Linked DNA regions of Homo sapiens: regions 1 and 2 are each linked to region 3. The links are chromatin loops, found by intact Hi-C in ENCODE. Cell type or tissue: ascending aorta. All regions are shown on one strand. Each heading gives the region's core, and the rest is flanking DNA. Links, peaks and the distances in the headings are about the cores only.

Evidence for each region. Peaks named below come from ENCODE experiments on the same cell type or tissue, not always from the same donor. Only the 100,000 strongest peaks of a DNase experiment are listed, where the experiment ranks them.
Region 1: it touches region 3 in a loop (12-fold over the local background); 101 of 110 quality-filtered maps call a loop at or near these places.
Region 2: a loop joins it to region 3, with 11 times the contacts of the local background. A loop is called at or near these places in 95 of 110 quality-filtered maps.

The regions. Positions count from the first base shown.
Region 1 is chr1:165,598,151-165,604,791 of GRCh38, reverse strand. No RefSeq gene overlaps it. Among named protein-coding and RNA genes, the nearest start is that of LRRC52-AS1, 19 kb to the right of the region's middle. RefSeq lists a silencer at 2,257-2,417. In ascending aorta, for the core only: a CTCF peak has its summit at 2,980 (motif pointing left); a DNase peak (open chromatin) is centred at 2,971; H3K4me3 peaks cover 102 bases; H3K27ac peaks cover 144 bases.
Region 2 is chr1:165,389,829-165,396,469 of GRCh38, reverse strand. No RefSeq gene overlaps it. Among named protein-coding and RNA genes, the nearest start is that of LMX1A, 36 kb to the right of the region's middle. RefSeq lists an enhancer at 3,035-3,244 and a silencer at 3,355-3,404. In ascending aorta, for the core only: a CTCF peak has its summit at 3,404 (motif pointing left); a DNase peak (open chromatin) is centred at 3,339; H3K4me3 peaks cover 366 bases.
Region 3 is chr1:165,911,005-165,917,645 of GRCh38, reverse strand. It overlaps UCK2 (uridine-cytidine kinase 2), which reads right to left. Exons shown (of 7, transcript NM_012474.5): 7 at 6,028-6,641. Among named protein-coding and RNA genes, the nearest start is that of MIR3658, 6.4 kb to the right of the region's middle. RefSeq lists a silencer at 5,440-5,734. In ascending aorta, for the core only: a CTCF peak has its summit at 3,264 (motif pointing right); a DNase peak (open chromatin) is centred at 3,275; H3K27ac peaks cover 528 bases.

The DNA of each region.
Region 1 (6,641 bases), core at 851-5,850, 310 kb after region 3:
TCCCTATATTAGTTTTCTGGAATTACATAGCAAAGTACACCAGCTGGGTGGCTTAAACAACAGAAATTAATTTTCTCATAATTCTGGAGGCTGAAGTCTGAGATTAAGGTGTTGGCAGGGTTGGTTTCTTTGAAGACCGCTTTTTTTTTGGCTTGTAGATGGCCATTCTCTTCTGGTATCTTTACATGATCTACCTTTGGTATATCTGTGTCCTAATCTCTTCTCCTTAAAAGACACCAGTCATATTGGATTAGGGCCCATCCATATGACCTCATTTTACCTTAACTATCTTTTAAAGGCCCTCATTCCAAATACAATCACATTCTGAGGTTAGGACTTCAGCACATGAATTTTGTGGAGACACAATTCATTCCATAATACTCCCCCAATATAGAGAACCCATGTTCCTAACATTAAGTCCTGAAAAAACAACAGAGGTATCAATCCTGAGAGAGAGTTTCCAGGCTCTGGAGTCCTTAACTTGAGTCATGGGCTTTGTTTTTTAAACCTGTCTCTCTGTTTAAGGCCAGTACTAGAGGGCTAATAGGTTAAAGTCACAAAATGATTCTATTCCTTCATAGCTGTTATGATATCCCATAGCTAGTCTAGAGACCAAACTCCATCTAGGAAGTTCCTAGGACTGAGGGATGTTGTTGAGGTTGATTATTGGGAGATGAAGAAAATAACTGCAGTGAATTTCCAAAGATTATGCAGTGTCTCTTCCAGATTCGGAGTGACCAGGCACAGGCATCAGGGTTTGCAGAAAGAGCTGACTCAAGTAATCATTAACTTCTACCCAGAGCATCCTGGACACTGACATTTGCAGTGTCTCCGGGCTCTAAGAGGAGGTAATAGGGGCACTGGAAGGAAGCCACTCCTGAGGGAAGGATCACAGGGTAGTCTTTCTGCTGGGACCCTGTGCTTTGGGAAGTTGCTGAGCCCTTCCCACTCTAAACTAGCCATGTCTTTGGCTGAGGCCACTCCCTATTATTATTTTTTTAAAGACAGAGTCTCCCTCTGTCACCCAGGCTGAAGTGAAGTGGCGTGATCTCGGTTCACTGCAACCTCTGCCTCTTGGGTTCACGTGATTCTCATGCCTCAGCCTCCCAAGTAGCTGGGAATACAGGTGCATATCACCACACCCAGCTAATTTTTTGTATTTTTAATAGAGATAGGGTTTCATCATGTTGGCCAGGCTGGTCTCGAACTCCAGATCTCAAGTGATCAGCCCGCCTTGGCCTCCCACAGTTTTGGGATTACAGGCATGAGCCACCATGCCCAGCCCACTCCCTGTTTATATGTAGTCTTTGATTGAGGGACAGGAAACTGTTCTGCCTCTTCAAAAGGTCTGGAGAGGAAGGAGTTGTAGAGAATGCTCACAGAAGTGTAAAGCAATCCTATTTTAGTTCTTGATAGCCCCTGTTCCCCTAAAATCAGGAGATACTTTATTATTCACTTGCTGCCAGACTTCCATTAATTTATGAGAGTCATCATTGTAATAAGGTATAGAACATAGAATATTAACATTGGAAAAGACTTAAAGATCTAGTCCAGTCCCTCCTCCCCCTACTATTTTTGAGACAGGGTCTCACTCTGTTGCCCAGGCTGGAGTGCAATGGCATGATCTTGGCTCACTGCAGCCTGAACTTCCTGGGCTCAGGCAATCCTCCTGCTTCGGCCTCCCGAGTAGCTGGAACCATAGGCACAGGTGCATGTCACCACATCCAGCTAATTTTTTGATTTTTTTTTTTTGTAGAGTTGGGGTCTCACTTTCTTGCCCAGGCTGATCCCCAACTCCTAGGCTCAATCTATCCTCCAGCCTTGGCCTCCCAAAGCGCTGGAATTATAGGTGTGAGCCACAACACCTGGCCCAGTCCCCTTCATTTTGCATATGAGGGAAAAAGAGGAAACCAACATTTATTGAAGTAGATATTTTACATGTTACAAATCCTACAAGATGGATATTACCCTCATTTTATGGACAAAAGGATGCCACTCATAGAATTAATTAACTGGCCTAAACATACAAGCTATGTGCTAGGGGTGGGATTAAAATCCAGGTCAGTCTACTGACTCCTAGGCCACTTGTCTTTGGGTAATAATTCCTTAACAAACATCCAGTCAGGCACTGCTTTCTCAATTTTAATGCCCTAATCTATTTCCTCTATAGAAGATCATATCATCTAAAAAACTCAAACTGACTACTCAGGAAACTCTTGAAGATTACATAAAGTCAATCAACAGCCTTCTGTTACTCAGCCCTGTTGGACCCCAACGTGACTGGTGAAATGGCCAAACCAGTGGACTCTGCTGCATGCCTCACTTAGATTCCACTGAATGTGTGACTTGGAGATGCAGTGGAGGAGCTCACTTTTCTATTTTATTTATTTATTTAGTTTTTTTTTTTTGAGACAGAGTCTCACTCTGTTGCCCAGGCTGGAGTGCAGTGGTGTGATCTTGGCTCACTGCAACCTCCGCCTCCTGGGTTCAAGCGATTCTCCTGCCTCAGCCTCCCAAGTAGCTGGGATTATAGGTGCCTGCCACCATGCCTGGCTAATTTTTGTGTTTTTAGTAGAGGCGAAGTTTCACCATGTTGGCCAGGATGGTCTCAATCTCTTGACCTCGTGATCTGCTGGCCTCAGCCTCCCAAAGTGCTGGGATTACAGGCATGAGCCACCGTGCCCTGCCGAGCTCACTTTTCTGAAGGAGGAATTGCCGAGTACAGGACCAACAAGCAGGGTCACCTGCGAGTAAAGGGAATCCATGCTGAAACAATGAGAATTGAGACCTATTGAAAGAAAAGAGGAACTAGGGAAAGAGGACCACTGACTACGGAATGTGGGAGAAGAAAGGCACGAGGGTGTTTGCAAAGACAGCTTTTAAGGGTGCTAAGTTGTAAGAGGGCAGGGCAGCAGAGACAGAGCCCTTATGCAAAATGGAGTCACTTGGGAGGAAGGGAGTGCTCTGTGGCTGTTGTCCTATGCCACCTTGTGGCCACTTATCACTTCTCATCAAATGTTCCACCTTCTCTTATTCACTTTATATTTCTAATTACTCCTATATCCTGGAAAGTCAGCGTCACTTGAGTTTCACCCACAGCAATGCTTAATTTCAGTGGTGGATCTCAGGACACTGATTTCTTTGGACTCTCCTTGGTAGTGTGGAAGGAATTGATTGTGGAATACTGAAAGTTACGAGAGAAAGAGGTGGAAAGCAGTCAAGGTTCTCATATATTTCTTTTTCCACTGTGCTGCTAACATACTCATAGAGAAGCTATTGTAGAGAATTTCCACTATCAATGGATGACAATTCATACTGACCCTTGTATTAAAGTAGAAATGAAAATGGATTATGATGCTTTTACTGAATTCTAAGCAAAAGCTTGTTTGCTTAATTAATGTCCTGGACACCAAGTAGAGCCTATAACAATAAAAGAACAAGTAACTATGAGAAAGAATGCCCCACTGTCTTTGCTCAAAGAATGGTTGTATCAGAGACACTCCTGTGGTGGCAAGCTGCTGTGGGTTTGGGATTATGGCTCTAGAATAATAATAGTTAATACCTATTTAGCACTTCCAAATGCCAGATGCTATTCCAAGCACTTTATATAATCAACCTATTCAATTGTCACAACAACCCTGTGAAGTTGGTGCCATTAGTATCCCCCTTTTACGGACAAGGAAGCTGAGGTTGAGTAACTTGTCTAGGGTCACCACATAGTAATCACCACAGTGGAAATCAGAACCCAGGAGTTTGTGCCAGCAACCACTAGAGTGTTCTGTCTTCCTTATACCCATGTTCTATTTACAACATCGAGTTCACATACGTCTGAACTCTGGCCCTTCCTCTGTGTATCCTACTATTTCTAGAGTTGTCTGCCCTACAGTGTCACTTCTCCTGACTAGGAGCTTTTGAGAAAAGGCTTTCACTTCAGCTTTTTCCACTCATCTTTGTTCTCCTCTCACCGCCTCTTTTCCAAACACTCAAACTATACTGATTCAGCAATGAATAAGAATGTCCAGGATATTGTGATAGTTTAAAAAATGATGGAAGAGTAGGAGTTAGGGAAGGTGAACCCTATTTGAGCCTTTCCTCCCCAAGGTTTAGCATGCAGAGAGCCATTTAGATGGCTACAAGGTAACATCAGAGAACAACATACACCAATCTGCCAACATCGTGGGGAGTGATACTGAGCTCTTAAGGCCAGTGGATCTGAGGTCCAGACGTTAACAATCTTCCTTGTCCCCTTAAATGGCTTGAAAGCCTGAAATATAATTCACCTAAATTCTAGCAGCTAGAGTGACTTGAAACATCAGTAAGGTAGACCAGCTATATGAAAAGAGGAAAGGAAGAGTCAGGAAACAGCAGAAGCCAAAAAACTTTCTATTTGAGTTGTTAGAAAATTAAAGAGAGTCGGCCGGTCGCGGTGGCTCACGCCTGTAATCCCAGCACTTTGAGAGGCCGAGGCGGGCGGATCATGAGGTCTGGAGATCGAGACCATCCTGGCTAACACGGTGAAACCCCGTCTCTACTAAAAATACAAAAAGTTAGCCGGGCGTGGTGGCGGGCGCCTGTAGTCCCAGCTACTCGGGAGGGCGAGGCAGGAGAATGGCGTGAACCTGGGAGGCGGAGCTTGCAGTGAGCCGAGATTGCGCCACTGCATTCCAGCCTGGGCGACCAGCGAGACTCCGTCTCAAAAAAAAAAAAAAAAAAAGAAAAAGAAAATTAAAGAGAGTCAGCCTGCTGTTTCTAGTACCCCTTTCTCTGTTATACCATTTCAGAGCTCTACGGAGAACAAGACGCTAGACTCCTAATGAAGATAGATTCCAGCTAAGATTCAAAAATAAAACAAGAAAAACTCCCGAGGGACCTATGGGGAACTGACTGGGCAGAGCTGCTCAAAGATGTGAAAATTATAGTAACACTGGTTTTATAAGTCAGAGCCCAGATCATCAAAGCACAACGTAACATGGGTATATCTCCATAATGGAAAAGGAAGACCTTTCCTTTTATTAATAATGTTCCTGGAAAAGCAACTCTATATATAGGGAACTCAGAATTACAGCACCCTTTGTGTAGTCAGAAACAAGCTTGGAAGTGAAGTAAAAACAGTATAATAATGTGAGCAATGGGAAGCGACTTCAGCAGAATGGAGGCAAAGCCATTGTGAGAATAGGAGAGATTCAGCCAGGCACCTTCAAAAGAGAAGGGAAGGGGGTGACACAATGATTTGAAAAGTACAAAGATGTAATGTATGTAGGGCTTTAAAAATTAACATTGTTTTTCCTTTCAGAAAATAGACAAGGTCTGCACAGCTAAGAACAATTCCATGTTTTATGTGCATTTGATGAAAAAACAACTGAAGTAAATCTAAAATAATTCTGACGAAGAACTGACCACAGTCTATGACTCCTGAAGGTTTCTGAAGAATGTAGCATACATGCTCTGAGTGTTGATTGGATGCAGATTCTTTGCTGGTCATTCAGGCTTCCTTCTATCCTTTCTCTCCTGGGCCTATGAGTTAAATCAGCCATAAGACTGACAAACACGCAGCTTGGATTTTCAGGGACAGGACTAATTTAAACCAGCCACTTTCTCCACAAGTTCAATAGCTTTTTTTTCCATCTTGTATCCTGATAATGGACCAGAAAATACAGTCCTTTTATCCATGAAACAAAAGCTTGCAGAATTTTCATTTCCTTCTATTTTCACCTCCATTGGTTCAGCTGTTGTCTTTCTTCTTTCAAACTTTTCAATTATTTCTTTTTTCTTTCCTCTCTGTTATCTTTCATTATTCTCGTATTTTCCCCCTGAAACTCTAGTCCTTGCTAGGTCTCACTAGTGTGCAGAATGGGATTGGCAGAATACCAATCACCTCACCTCACCTTCCCTCCTCCCCTCTTCTCCTCTCCCTTGATTTCCCCTCCCCTCCCACTCCCTCCTTTCTTTCCTTCCTTCTGACGGTATTCTCTTCCCCAGAAGCAGCATTTTCTTCTTCCACTCAGAACCTTACTTCACCAACATGCCCACGCCTTCCCTGAACCTACAAAATTAGTGAGTTTCTCATGAGACCTGCTGCAACTGTCCCCACCCAGGGCTGTCATTACTATTATTGGGTTGTTTTGTTTTTCGATCTCAGGAGCAAACTCTGGAGTCGAGATCCAGTCACCTCCTTCAGCACACGACGGCAGGGTACCCGCAGGGTGTGATCTCAGACACGCAGGGGAGGGCTCCGTGGGCCCCTCGCATATCCCAGCACTCTCACTTCCTGGGATTTCTCTGAAACCATCCTTTTGGCCCCACAGGAACACTCGACTTAAAAGTCTCGGCTCCTCCCTTAACTGGAAAATTGAGCTTTAGTCACTAACATCCATTTCACACGCCAGGGGAAATACAGCCCCCTTCTCCGTCCTGTTTCTGCACCCTAACCCCGCCCTCCCAGGCAAGCTGACCACTCAGCTCGGGCGTGGCAGAGCCTGATTGGTGGATCACAGAAAGCGCGCTAGAGAGGGCGGAACTCATTGGGCAGACTCTCCGCGCTTGGGAAGTGCAGTCGCTCACGCAGGGACTTTGACTGCTGCTCTGGGCGGCCTGTTGCCACAGCAACCGTTGAAGCTCTGGGCTGCTGAGGTCGCCTGGCA
Region 2 (6,641 bases), core at 804-5,803, 520 kb after region 3:
TTGATAGAGACCTCTGAGGACAGGGGCCCATTGTGAGGGTGTAAGTGGGGAAGGAAAGGGAGAGCACTGTATCCCACCGCTCCCCTCCCTGTACTTCGTTTGTCCAGGATATGGCATTTTCTGTGGGCCAAGTGAATTCCCTGGAAAAAAGTTGTGTTTAGAATATCCCGAAGGTACCAAACCAACAGAGTGGCCTCTCAAGGCAAGGGGACTCCCGCAGTAGGAGGCTGTGGGTTGAACTGCTGTGGGCAGGAACTAAGGGGTCAAGCAGAGCATTCGCTGCCCATACCTATTAGCTCGCAGCACAGAGTTCCCCATGGGGCCTCCTGAAAGCTCACCATGTGCACTAAGAAGACCCACCTGTTGATACTTGCCACATGGAAGGCATCAACAGCACCACGTACTTAAGAGCACTTCTCTCTCTTCTCATCCTTTCTCCAGGGCCCAATTCCCTGGTAGAGAGTGAAGGAAGACCCAAAAAAGGAAGGAGGGGGAAGAAGGTAGAGGCAGAGAGAAAGAATTGACCACTAAGTTTGGTTAAGACCAGACTTTATAACTACTGAAATGAGATATTCTGGGCTTTGCCTGAAGTACTGTTAATAGGCAAGGAGTGGGAACAGCAGAGAGTTGGTTTGAAGACTGGCTGGAAAAGCATAAAGCTTTTCTGTTTGCATTTCATTGACTGTAGAGGCTTTGCAATACCAGCTGCACTTGTAAAAACCCAGGCCCCAGGCATGCACCAGCTTGACTTTGCCTTCTTTGGTTACCAGTCTCTCAGACTTAGCAACATCATTTTCACTTCTGCCTCTGGAATAGCCTACATGGCTTGTCTGAGTCCATCTGCCCAAAGCATCAGCTGTTATGATTTAGTTCTGCCTCTGAGATAAGCCCCAGCTTTTTATCAGGGCAATTAAGGCTGTCCATGGCTAGGCCCCAAAGAAAAAGTTCCCAGCTCTCTCCTTCTGTACATCACACACACCTCCAGCTGATTTAGCTATTTCTCAAATGACCTGCTGTCTACGTCTTTGCTCAGACATTCCTCTCTGCCTGGCATGACTCCTTCACCAGCTGTAGCTACCTGAGTCCTACTCATCCTTTAAGACCAGTTCAAAGGCCACATCTCTGTGAAGCTCCTCCTGATCTCTCCATCTTTGTAACATTATCATTATTCTGTGTCTCCACTGGGAACCCATTCAGCACTGCACGTTGCATTATTGACTCGTTGTATACGCTATCAACTTTACTTGTAAACTCCTTGAGAGCAGGAGATCATGTCTGATTCAACTGCATATCCACAACATCTTTGAATGGAGTGCCCAGCCCAAAGTTGGCATTCAACACATGTTAGTGCAATTGGCACCTCTGGTTTCATTCCCAGTACACGGCAGCCCACTGAAAGTGGTGTGTTCCCATAGCAAGCCCAGGAGCCTCCCCACTGGAGCCCTGAGCCAGAAAACCTGTCCTGGGTAGGATGTTAAGATAAGGTATGAGGTCTCCATTGACTGCCAAGTTACCCTTCATGGGCACAGTGGGCAATGGCCCAAGAACTTGAGGCATGTTCTTTGCGTTCAGGGAACTTACAATGGAAAAAAGCAGAAAGCACAAGGATCAAGGTATCCTAAGCAACAATACACCTACAGCACTTTGAAGTTCACAAAGCACACACGAAGATCTGTGGTGGTAATCTGGCCTTGGAGAAGAAGGCAGGGGAGCTGTTGAGGACTCCATGTTAAAGATGAGAAACTGAGACTCTAGAGATTCAATGACTTGTCTTGGGACACACATGGTGGTAGCATGAGGAACTCAACTACTCTCACGGCAGATGCAGAGCCAGTGCCACTCAACTCCAAGACCTCTGGGCCTATATCCTCAGTGATTTTTTTTTTTTTGAGATGGAGTCTTACTGTGTAGCCCAGGCTGGAGTGCAGTGGCACGATCTCAGCTCACTGCTACCTCCACCTCCTGGGTTCAAGCAATTTTCCTGCCTCAGTCTCCTAAGTAGCTGGGATTACAGGTGTGTGCCACCATGCCCGCTAATTTTTGTATTTTCAGTAAAGATGGGGTTTCACTGGGCAGGGGAGCTGTTGAGGTCTCCATGTTAAAGATGAGAAACTGAGACTCTAGAGATTCAATGGCTTGTCTTGGGACACACACGGTGGTAGCCTGGGGAACTCAGCTACTCTCATGGCAGATGCAGAGCCAGTGCCACTCAACTTCAAGACCTTTGGGCCTATATCCTTGTGAACTTTTTTTTTTTTTTTTTTTTGAGATGGAGTCTCAGCCGAGGTTGGAGTGCAATGGTGCAATCTCGGCTCACTGCTACCTCCGTCTCCTGGGTTCAAGCAATTCTCCTGCCTCAGCCTCCCGAGTAGCTGGGATTACAGGTGTGTGCCACCATGCCCGGCCCTCAGTGAACTTTTTATATTCTGTGCCCATGAAATATTTGTAGGTTGAGGGATTGGTATATATGAAGAACAAACATAAAATAATAAGGGATGGTGTTTTTTAATAAATGTGGAACTTGGATAAACAAACCAACATTTAGCTAACATCTCCTTCAGGAGTTTTACTACAGTGATATTTTCCTTGGATAGTTCCCTTTTACATTTGTCTTCAGAGCTGGTTTAAGGCCACCTAAGATACATGATCTCATGATTCTATAGTAAAGACTTATTAAATAACAACAACTATAACATATCTCCTGGTCCAGGTTCATGTAACATGCCCATCAATCCGGAACCCAGCATACACCAGGGCCCAGGCTGGCACATTCATATTCTCAGCTTTATTTCCTACATTGCTCAAGAGATTTGGAGCTGAATGGCATTTGATCATTTTTAAAAACCAAATCTACCCTCTATGAATGAAAATTTGCCACCACTTCTGTAACTCAAAAAAACTGACTCAGGCTCTGGAAGAACTGGGTCTTGGAGCCAAACGATCTCAAGGCTTCAGGCAATAAATCAACAATGCCTTTCCACTAGGAGAAAGCTTGGGGCGGCAGCTACACGATTAATTAAGGAGTTACTGGGAGGGGCTAAGTGCGGAGTGGAATGGAAGGCACAAACCCCTTTTCTCCGAAGGCAGGCAGGGAAGGCAGATTTGAATAAGAGGTTTGTTAGTTTATGAAGAGAACTGGAGACCCAAACTCTTTCCCAGCCAGGAAGAGCAGCTTTCACCCTCCTCTACAGAAAACTCCATGGAAATGTCTCCCGTGACAGTGCTGGCGCACACAACCATCTCTGACCACAGACCACAGACCACAGACCACAGAGGAACTGGCCCCGCCCAGCCTCCCCAGGGGAGGCATCTTGGGTTGTGCAGCTGCGAGGGACTCTTGCAACCTGCCCCTCCCGGCTGCACACTTTGTGCGGGAAGATTGTTAGGCATGGGCGCCCTCTGCTGTCCGCTCAGGGGCATCACATCCCGGAGAAAGCCGCTTCCAGGAGGACTGAGAGGGAAGGGACTTTAAAAATTGAAAACAAAAAGAGTAGTTTGAGAAATGAACTTCAAATAGACTCAGAGGAAAGGGTGCCCTTAGCCAGATACTCACTCAATGGAGTGTTTACTTCAGACTCGGGAAATGGGCTTAGAAGAGGAATCTCAAGGGGGAATGGTTGGAGCATCCCATAGAGAATGCATGAAAAGGAGTCAGGTTCAGGCTGGGAAAGAACAACCTCCTCCTCACCTGTCAGCCACCCCACTAGCTAAAGGGGACACAGGTATGTAACTGCCAATTCACCGGCATCACATACAAAGCCGAAGGCTAATGCCACATCAGGACTGGTTCTTCAAAGCGGGTGACCACTCTGTACAACAATATTGTTCCCACAGCAACATGACAGTCAGACCTCTTTCCCACAGGTAGAATTTGAGATATTTGAGAATGGCTAAATGCGAGCTTTTAATGGGGAGATGTTTTAGGGAAATTTTCTGTTGTTCTTTTCCTGGTTGTCATGCAGAGTACAAAAGTGCCAGATCAGCCCTTCCCAAATTTGCAGAGCCAGATGTGGGTGTTCACAGCAAGCTGAAGTTGCAATGCCCTTAGGAGGAGCAATGCTGATGGCAGGTGGCCCAGTGGAAGGAGCAGGGGACAGGGAGTTAGAGGGCAGGTGAGTTGTCTGACCTAGGCATGTCTCTAAACCTCTCAGGCCTTCAGCTTTCTCTTCCGTAAAATCAAAGATTCTAACCAGATAATCTCTAAAGTTCCTTCTACCTCATCAAATCAATAATGTCTTTTAGAGATAGATTGACATTCTACTTCATTACCTTACATGAAAGCAGGAGCTCACCCTAAGCTCTGGGCACTGGTTTCAGAGAGAACGCTGAAAAAGTCCTATTCCTTAGAAAGCCCAGGATCTGAAGGATAAAACACACAGATTAAAAAATTATTAAATAATTATGAGTTGAACACCTGCTATGGGTTTAGTGTGCTGTTAAAGGATAGATTTATAAGCCTGGGCAAGATAGCAATACCCCATCTCTACAAAAAATACAAAAAACAAAATTAGCCAGGTATGGTGGTGCACACCTGTATTCTCAGCTACTCGGGAGGTTGAGGTGAGAGGATCTCTTGAGCCCAGGAGGTCAAGGCTGCAGTGAGCCGTGATTGCTCCATTGCACTCCATTCTGGGTGACAGAGTGAGACCCTGTTTCAAAAAATATATATATATAGATTTATAAAGATGGTTTCTAATCCCAGGTGAGCAGAATTGAGTTTATCTATCTCAGTTGATGGCAAAACAGACCATCCAATTTACCTCTTTTGTTTATTCTTCTCCTGTCATCTGCTATCTCAGATCCAAATCTTCCCCAAAGATTCCAAGTTCCTATTTTTTTTCTAGTGGGTCCTTGAAAATCCACCTTCCAAAGGTTTATTTCTATACATGACATCCATGGAAATTATATGGTATTATTTTGTTGTTTTAAAACTGTATACGAATGACTTTTTTGGTATCAGTTTCATTTTATCCATTCTTCTTTGTTTCTCTCATTACTGTGCTTTGCCATCCATCAGCGATGCTCTGTGTAACTCTGGCCAGTTCCTTTTAATTGCTGCACAGTGTTTCAGTAAACACGTAGATGGCTGACAGCTCTTTACCATGACAGGCATTCTTGCATACGTCTCCTTGCTTACCTGTATGGGAGTGTCTCTGGGGTGTATACCCAGGAGTAGGAATTGCCTAATTGCAGAGTATCCACATACCCAGTTTCACTGTACTTTCCTACTGTTTTCCAAACATTTGCACCTATATATATATATAGTATATACTCCCACCAGTGCATAAGGGTCTCATTTCCACACATCCTTCTTAGCATTTGTTATAGTTCAAATTTCTAATTTTGTCAGTGTGCTTCATACAAAGTCTTTCTCTGATTTGTCTTTCTCTTATTACTAGAAAGGTTGGGATCTTCTCTTTCCTTATTAGCCATTCAGATTTCTTATGTGTGTTCTATTGCTTATCTTAAAAGAATTACAATTTAGGCCTGGCCTAGAAGGGGCAAGTGCTTACTATATATTGCAATGGACTGAATGTTTATGTCCCTCCTCCCCATTTCAAATGTTGAAATCTTAACCCCTAAGGCAATGGGTGAGGTGGGGCTTTTGATAGGTGATCATGGGGGCAGAGAATGGGATTAGTGCCCTTATAAAAGAGACTCAAGAGAGATCCCTTGGTCCTTCCACCACATGAGGACACAATCAGAAGTTGGCCATCTATGAGCCAGGAAGTGGGCCCTTATCAGAAACCAGACTTGCTAGTCCTTTGATCTTGGACTTCCCAGTCTCCAGAACTATGAGAAATTTCTGCTGTTTTATAACAGAAATGTTACAAGTAGTTTCTCCCAATCTAATACCATCTGTTCACTCCAGCAGAATCTTTAATTTTGGTGTGGTCAAATCCATCCGTTTCTCACTTTATGGTTTGCAATTTTGGGGTCTTGTTGGAGGAATCTCCTTCGTCCAAAGGTCCCAGAATCATTTTCTCATTAACCTAACAACAGACTCAAGGAGCCAGGTGGGGATCAAAGTATTTGCTTTGTAAGAGACCGATCTTGAATGGAGAACATGACAGGCTTTTCTACCCTCTTCCCTTCCTGAATTACAGATGTCCAAGTCCACAGTGCAGGGCTGACCTGACTTACCTATGCTTTCCCAGGTGGAGAAGCTGAAGAATGGGGACCTTCTGTGGTGAGAGTGCCCCTGTTCAGGGATTCATCCCATGGGTCCTGGAAGCATGTGGCTCACTGAACTTCAACACATGCAGGTCCAGGCAACAGGTCAAGATTTTACCCCTCCACCTTGCCCAAGGCAGAAACATGGCTGAACAAATGGCTGCTTTTCTTAATCTCACCAATCTGACTAGTTACCTCTCTCCTATGAAGAGGAGCAAGTGACAGTGCGGACAGGGAAGCCAAAGGATTTCATCAAGGACTTTTATGTCCAGTAGAAAAGCAGGAGCCCTTCATCTTTGGGCTAAAATGAGTATGTGAGATTAGGAAGAGTAGAAAGTTCCTTTCTCTAGCTAATCTTAGTATCTTTATATTACAATTGAAGAGGAGTCTCAGAGAGGCCGAGTCACTTGCCCATGGTCCCACAACAAGTAGTAAAGCTGAAAGTCAAAATTAATCTCTAAAGTGAG
Region 3 (6,641 bases), core at 890-5,889:
ATATTAAAATAATATTTTGGATAGTTTATATGAATAAAATATAATGCAAAAATAAATTTCACCTGTTTTGAGTTTTTTGTTTTGTTTTTGTGTGTGTGTGACAGGGTCTCACTCTGTCACCAAGGCAGGAATGCAGTGGTGTGATCACAGCTCCTGCAGTCTCAAACTCTCAAGCTCAAGTGATCGTCCCACATCAGCCACCCAAGTAGGACTCTAGGTACGCACCACGATGCCAGGAGTCTTACTATGTTGCCCAAGCTGGTCTCAAACTCCTGGCCTCAAACCATCCTCCCACCTTGACCTCCCAAAGCACTGATTACAGGCACGAGCCACTGCACCCAGTCCTGCCTTTTACTCTTTTAAAAGTGGTTCCAAGAATGTTTTAAAATTGTTTCTACTGGCCAGAGCCAGTACAATTATCTCACAAGAAGCCTAGCACCACTGACTGAGGCTCAGCTCATTCCACACACAGGGTAAAGAGGAAAATCTTCGGTCTAACTTAGTCTCCAGGTGACTAGGATGATTTGGATCTGGACAGGGGTTCATAACCTGAGGATAAAGCACTGAGCAGAATTCAGGTAATCCATGAACTTGAAAAATGACATCTATCTTTTCACTATCCTCTAACTGAAAGTTAGCAATTGCTTCCATTATGAAGGCAATTTGTAGGCATCATAGAAATATTGGCTGTATTTGTTTGTCAGCAACAGAAATCAGTTATTTTCATAACACATTATTGTTGTTACAGAATTGCAAAATATCACTCAGGTGCATCACTACCACACAATTTTGGTAGATATTAGACCTGCTGCTGGATCTTGTTATTTGACGTGTTACTAAAGCAACACATACCTTACCATATCCCAGATTTGTCTTTATGTTTTGGTAACTGTACTGCAATTTATTTCCTTTGATATTTGTGGGGTGTTATTTCATGTATGTAAAAACATTCTGAGAAGGGGTCCTTCTGTAGCCTGCTAGAGGGGTTCATGGCACTCCCCCACAAAATATATGTATATAAACCCCAACTGACAAAGATGGGGTATTTTCATCAGCCAGGGTACTGGAACACCCTGAATAGAGGCGGACACTAGGCCTAAAGGGGTTCCAGGCACGAGGTAGACTGTCTCACTAAAGATGCCAAGTGTCCCTCAGCTTGTCTGACCCCCTAGGCAGCCCCTTTAGCTGAAGAATCAGAGGACACAATATTAGACCCTTTCGTTTTGATGCCAGGACTTTTTGATTTTCACTATTTTGAAGAAATGGTGAAACACACACCATTAAATTGTAGGATCCCTTTAAAATTACTAAATAATATGTGCAACAGATATCCTTCCTTACGCCATCCCCGAACCAAACTTCCATATCACAACCTCACCCCAAAGTGGGCATCGGGATTGGCAAAGGGCCCAGAAATGGGTGTGTCTCAGCCTGCGAGGCACAGAGCTCCAGGGGTAGGCCAAGCTCTAAAACCCATTTGATGTCTGATCAAAATATCCTGCTTTGGTTTTACTAAACCCTTCTCTGCAACAGCTGAGTTTAGCCTAGGGGCAGGGCTCTAGCAGTGGCTGCTGAGAAGTCTAGTTTAGGTATTCTTTCCCAAGCCAGCCAGCCACTCCCAGATCTCTGGACAACACAGCCTCACCCACAACCCAAGCACCAGGGATAGACTAGAAGCACAAAATCAGCCACCACTCACTGGGCAGCTCTTGTGCCAACACTGTCCTGCCACTCTACCTGTAAAGTCTCATTCAATACTCTAGGCAAAACAAGGAGGTTAGCCCTGGGTTATGGATGTAGACACTGAAGCCAAACAGCTTCCCCAAGACCAGCTATTAAGTGAGGGAGCCAAGTTTTTAATCCAGGTCTGTTTAACTCCAGAGATATTTCCCCAAACAAGCCACCTCCCCACTTGGTTGAGGCCAGCCAACACTGAGGTCCTTGAGGAGAAGGTGGAGTCCCTTTTACAGAACTCAGCGGATATCAACTAACCAAACATAACTTGTAAACAGTGTTCAGTTCTCTGTAAAGCCCTAATCCAATCCACTGCAGACCTACAGCCCAACAATGGGCTCTTGACCTGGTCACTTTGCTTCTGGGTCTATTTCGTCATCTGTGAAGTGAGAAGCCTGGGTTTAAATGGTTTCCAAGCTCAAGGGAGAGGCTAAGGGGAGGCTCCAGACACCCCTTGCCAGTTTCAACCACACAGCTTTGCTTTCCTCTGATTTGCATGTTGAAACTTCAGGTAAGATTTCCTGAAGGGATCCATAGCCAAAACATGTTTGAAGGCCACTGGGCTCGCTAACTTCTAAAAGCACCCCAGTTCTAGCAGACATCCTAAGGAACATTCCCAGGAAAATTCCAGCCTAGAACCTCCTGGGGTCTGACAACCTTAGAGAACAGTGCTGGCTTTGAATGGGCTTGGGGGCAGCCTCGAAACCCTCTTTCCAGTCTCCATGCAGGCAGGGGAGCTCCTTAAGCAACACATAGGACATTTCTGGGAGAAATGGGATCCCCAACACAATGAACACTATAGATTTTAATGGTCTATATGGTTAAATACACAAGGCCCCTCATTTCCAACCCCGCCTGTTCATCTGATTCATCTGTACAGTTTGTTATAAAAGATTCCCTCCCCAACATGGTAAAACCCCATCTCTAGAAAAATAAAAAAATAGTTGGGCATGGTGGTGCACACCTGTAGTCACAGCTACTCAGAAGGTTGAGGTGGGAGGATCGCTTGAGGCCAGGAATCTGAGGTTGCAATGAGCCATGACCATGCCACTGCACTCCAGCCTGGGCAACAGCAAGACCCTATCAAAAAAAAAAAAAAAAAAAAAATTCCCTCCCTGGAATTCTCAGGAATGGATCCCACTAAAGTTTTTAAACAAGCCCACCCACTGATTATGATGGCCATCTTGTGGAACCACTACAACAGATGGTAGCAATAGAGAAATTAAGAGGGTCAGCTTCCATCTCCCCTAGTGAAGACTTTAATAAAAGATTTTCCAAAAGCCAGGTGCTGTGGTGCATGCCTATAGTCCCAGCTACTCAGAAGGCTGAGGCAGGAGGATCCATCCCTTCAGCCCAGGAGTTCAAGACCCACCTGGGGAACAGCAAGACCTGCCCCATCGCTTAAAAAAATTTTTTTTCCAGAAAAAAAAGAGACTTCTAGGGACATTCCAACAACTCTCATAAACCATGGTAGCCAAGCATATGCCAAGTTCAGCAACCAAAACAACCTTCCTGTTGCAATCTGAATCCCACCATTAGATGGCAGGCACACATCAGACAACCTGACTATACAGCCTGTCCTACTTCGCAGCAGTTGCTTTGGGTTTAAATCAAGTTTCCTTCTCAGTAAAACTGGAGCATGACCACATTCCTTATATATTTCGCAGGACTGTTTTAAGGATAAAATGAAAAGTGTAACGAGAGCTGGAAAAGGTGAATATGAACATTACAATGCAAACTGGAAATTTCAGAAACAGAAGAGAAAGCACATGCCATTATAAAGAGAAATCTTGAGAACATCCACAACTACAATTATCTTGGGTGAAAAACTCCTGGGCTTTTCAGCATAGAATTCCACCATCACATGTGAGCTATTTAGGCAGAGGCCATGGTGGCTTTCCCTGGACCAGAACAGTCAGAATTCAGTGAACACTGCATTAAACCCTGCACTGTTTTCATTCTGGGCACCATGTCATAGGCACCATTGGATCTAGTCCATAGGCACCATTGGATCTAGACCAAACACACCCTAATATGAAAAGGCAATGCTAAGCGTGGATTTGACTGTATGAAAAGGGAGTGTGTATAAGGCACAACTTCATATTCTCCTGCCCCTCACCTCCATTCATTTAATTGAGAACATATATCTTGGTTTAGTCCTAACTCACATTTTTTTACTTGGTATTTTGTTATTTTAGTTCATGAAAAAATTATAAGCATATGTGTGTGTGTGTGTGTGTGTGTGTATACACACGCGCACACACACACACACACACACACACAATCCAAAATCTAGCAAGTAGCTTTACTTCATTCTGGGTTTAGGAAGTGATCTGATTACAGTCTGCTTTAAAATAGAAATCTAAAGGCTGGGCGCAGTGGCTCACGCCTGTAATCCCAGCACTTTGGGAGGCCGAGGCAGGTGGATCACGAGGTCAGGAGATTGAGACCATCCTGGCTAACATGGTGAAACCCCGTCTCTACTAAAAATACAAAAAAAAAAAATTAGCCAGGAGTCGTGGTGGGCGCTTGTAGTCCCAGCTACTTGGGAGGCTGAGGCAGGAGAATGGCGTGAGCCTGGGAGACAGAGTTTGCAGTGAGCCGAGATCGCGCCACTGCACTCCAGCCTGGGCAACAAAGCAAGACTCTGTCTCAAAAAAAAAAAAAAAAAGAAAGAAATCTAAACATCCCCCCAGCACCAAATAACAGAAATCCATCTCTGGTTCCATCCTCTCAAAGCACTTTCCCACATCCCAAGTCTCCTTCTCCACCCCTTATTTAAAACCTTTCAGCAGGTCCTAACAAGTTTCTTTTAATCTGCCCCAATTAGGGTTTGATTAAAGCAGCACTAGTCAAACAGGCGTCTCCTCCTAGCTGTGGAGCTGGAGGATGGCTCAGAGGATGTTGTGACACAAGGGTGGGGAGACAAAAATAAAAAATCAACTCTGGGGCATTACTGGCCTGTACCACGGTCCCCTCTAACTACAACAAAGGTGCAGAAACACACTGTGAGAACCAACTGGCATCCCAAGCAAAGCATCAAAGTCCAGAGGTGGTCGGCTTGGGACAGGTGAGACTGCGAGCAGTGCAGAGGGAAACTGAACCACAGCTAAGCACCGGCTTGCACGACCACTGCCTGTGTGACACCAGGCAAGCCACTCACTGTGACACACAATGTCTTCACCTGCCAGAAGTTGACAATGCTTACATTAGCTCTTGCAGGGGCACCTGCGTGTTGTTTAAAATAGCCACCTTTTGAGGGCAGATCCTGTTAAAAACCTGCTAAATTCACAGATGGGGTTGCACCTGTCAGAGTGGAGTGAGTGGCTAGAAAGAAAATGGCTCTGCTCATCAATGACAGTCATTGGGTGCCTGGTAGGCAGTGGTAGAAGAGTTGAATGAGAAGCTAAGAAAGGTGGCAAGCTGATAGGGGATAGGGCACCACAAACAACAGAGAAGCCGTATTTTTTTCCTTTTTTTTTTTGAGACAGTCTTGCTCTGTTGCAGTGGTGTGCAGCGGTGTGATCTCAGCTCACTGCAATTTCTGCCTCCTGCGTTCAAGTGATTCTCGTGCTTCAGCTTCCCGAGTAGCTAGGATTACAGGCATGTGCCACCACACCTAGCTAATTTTTGTTTAGTAGAGATGGGGTTTCACCCTCTTGCCCAGGCTGGTCTCAAACTCCTGGCCTCAAGCAGTCCTCCTGCCCTGGCCTCTCAAAGTGCTGGGATTATAGGCATGAGCCACCACACCCTGACAAAAGCCAATCATCTATCTTTGGTGGGTAGCCTAGGTCTTTGAAAAACAGGGATAGACACACACATACATCCATTCACTGCGTGTGGACAACATGGAACTGTTTGTGTTGTTATAATGTAAACTTTCCTCATCTTCCACCCATCTCCCTCAAAAAAGTTTACTTTAAAAGGGTTTGTTTGAGCAAGGAAGGGGCTGGGTCACCAGCCTAAGGAAGGCAATGGGGCAGAGGCCAGGTAAACTGGATGGAATCAGGGGAACATAGCGCCAGGTTGTCCTAAGAACCAAAGGCTCCCAGAAACCCTGGCCCGGGCTTCCCACTTGACAAGAACTGCAAGTCCACTAACCTGAACCAGTATCTGAGCCCAGGTGAGGCCTGGGGTCTGCCCCACATACACCCCAGGATCATGAGGCTTCGTGACAGCAGGCCCAGTGACATCTACACCACACATGCACAGCATGGCCCTTCCTGAGCCACTTGGGCCACACAGCCAGGATTCGGTCGCTGCTCTGGGCCAAGCATCACACAGAAGGCGAGAGCCTTTTTGTCTGTCTTTATTTACAGCAAAGTACATAATATGTGGTCACTTTGTAACCACTAACAATAAAGGTAGGGTGGTAAAAAGAAAAGGGAGAGGAGCAAGCATCTTAAAAGGGGGGAAAAAAAAGCCTAAGTCTGTATTTAGCTACTCACCCTGCTCCTGAGGCAGGACTGGGTAGGCACTCCCTGCCTCTAAGACCACAGCCAAGCTGACCTGGAATGCCAGTCCCCGGTATGAGGAAGGCAGCAGAACGCCCAGAGACAAAAGATTAAAGGGGACTGAGCTCTGGATGCATCCACTTATGCTTTGCCAGACAGTTCCCTTCCTTGTTTTGTTTGAATGCTTCCCCCACCCCGCCCTGAGCAAAGTGTAAAGGGCAACGGTGGTACAGAAGTACAGGCAGTCCCTTCCAGAAGCAGTCCTGAACCGCATAACCCACCTACCTAGCTGCTCCTCAGCCTGCCGAGTTCTTGGCCCTGGAATCTTTAACAGGCACATAGGAGATTCCAGGGCAGGGGAAAATATTTCCCTGCAAGAGGCTACTTCCCTCCAACAGCTGTGAGGGCCAGTGCAGGTCAAGGTTGCTAAATCAAGGAAAGTGCACAAGGGCA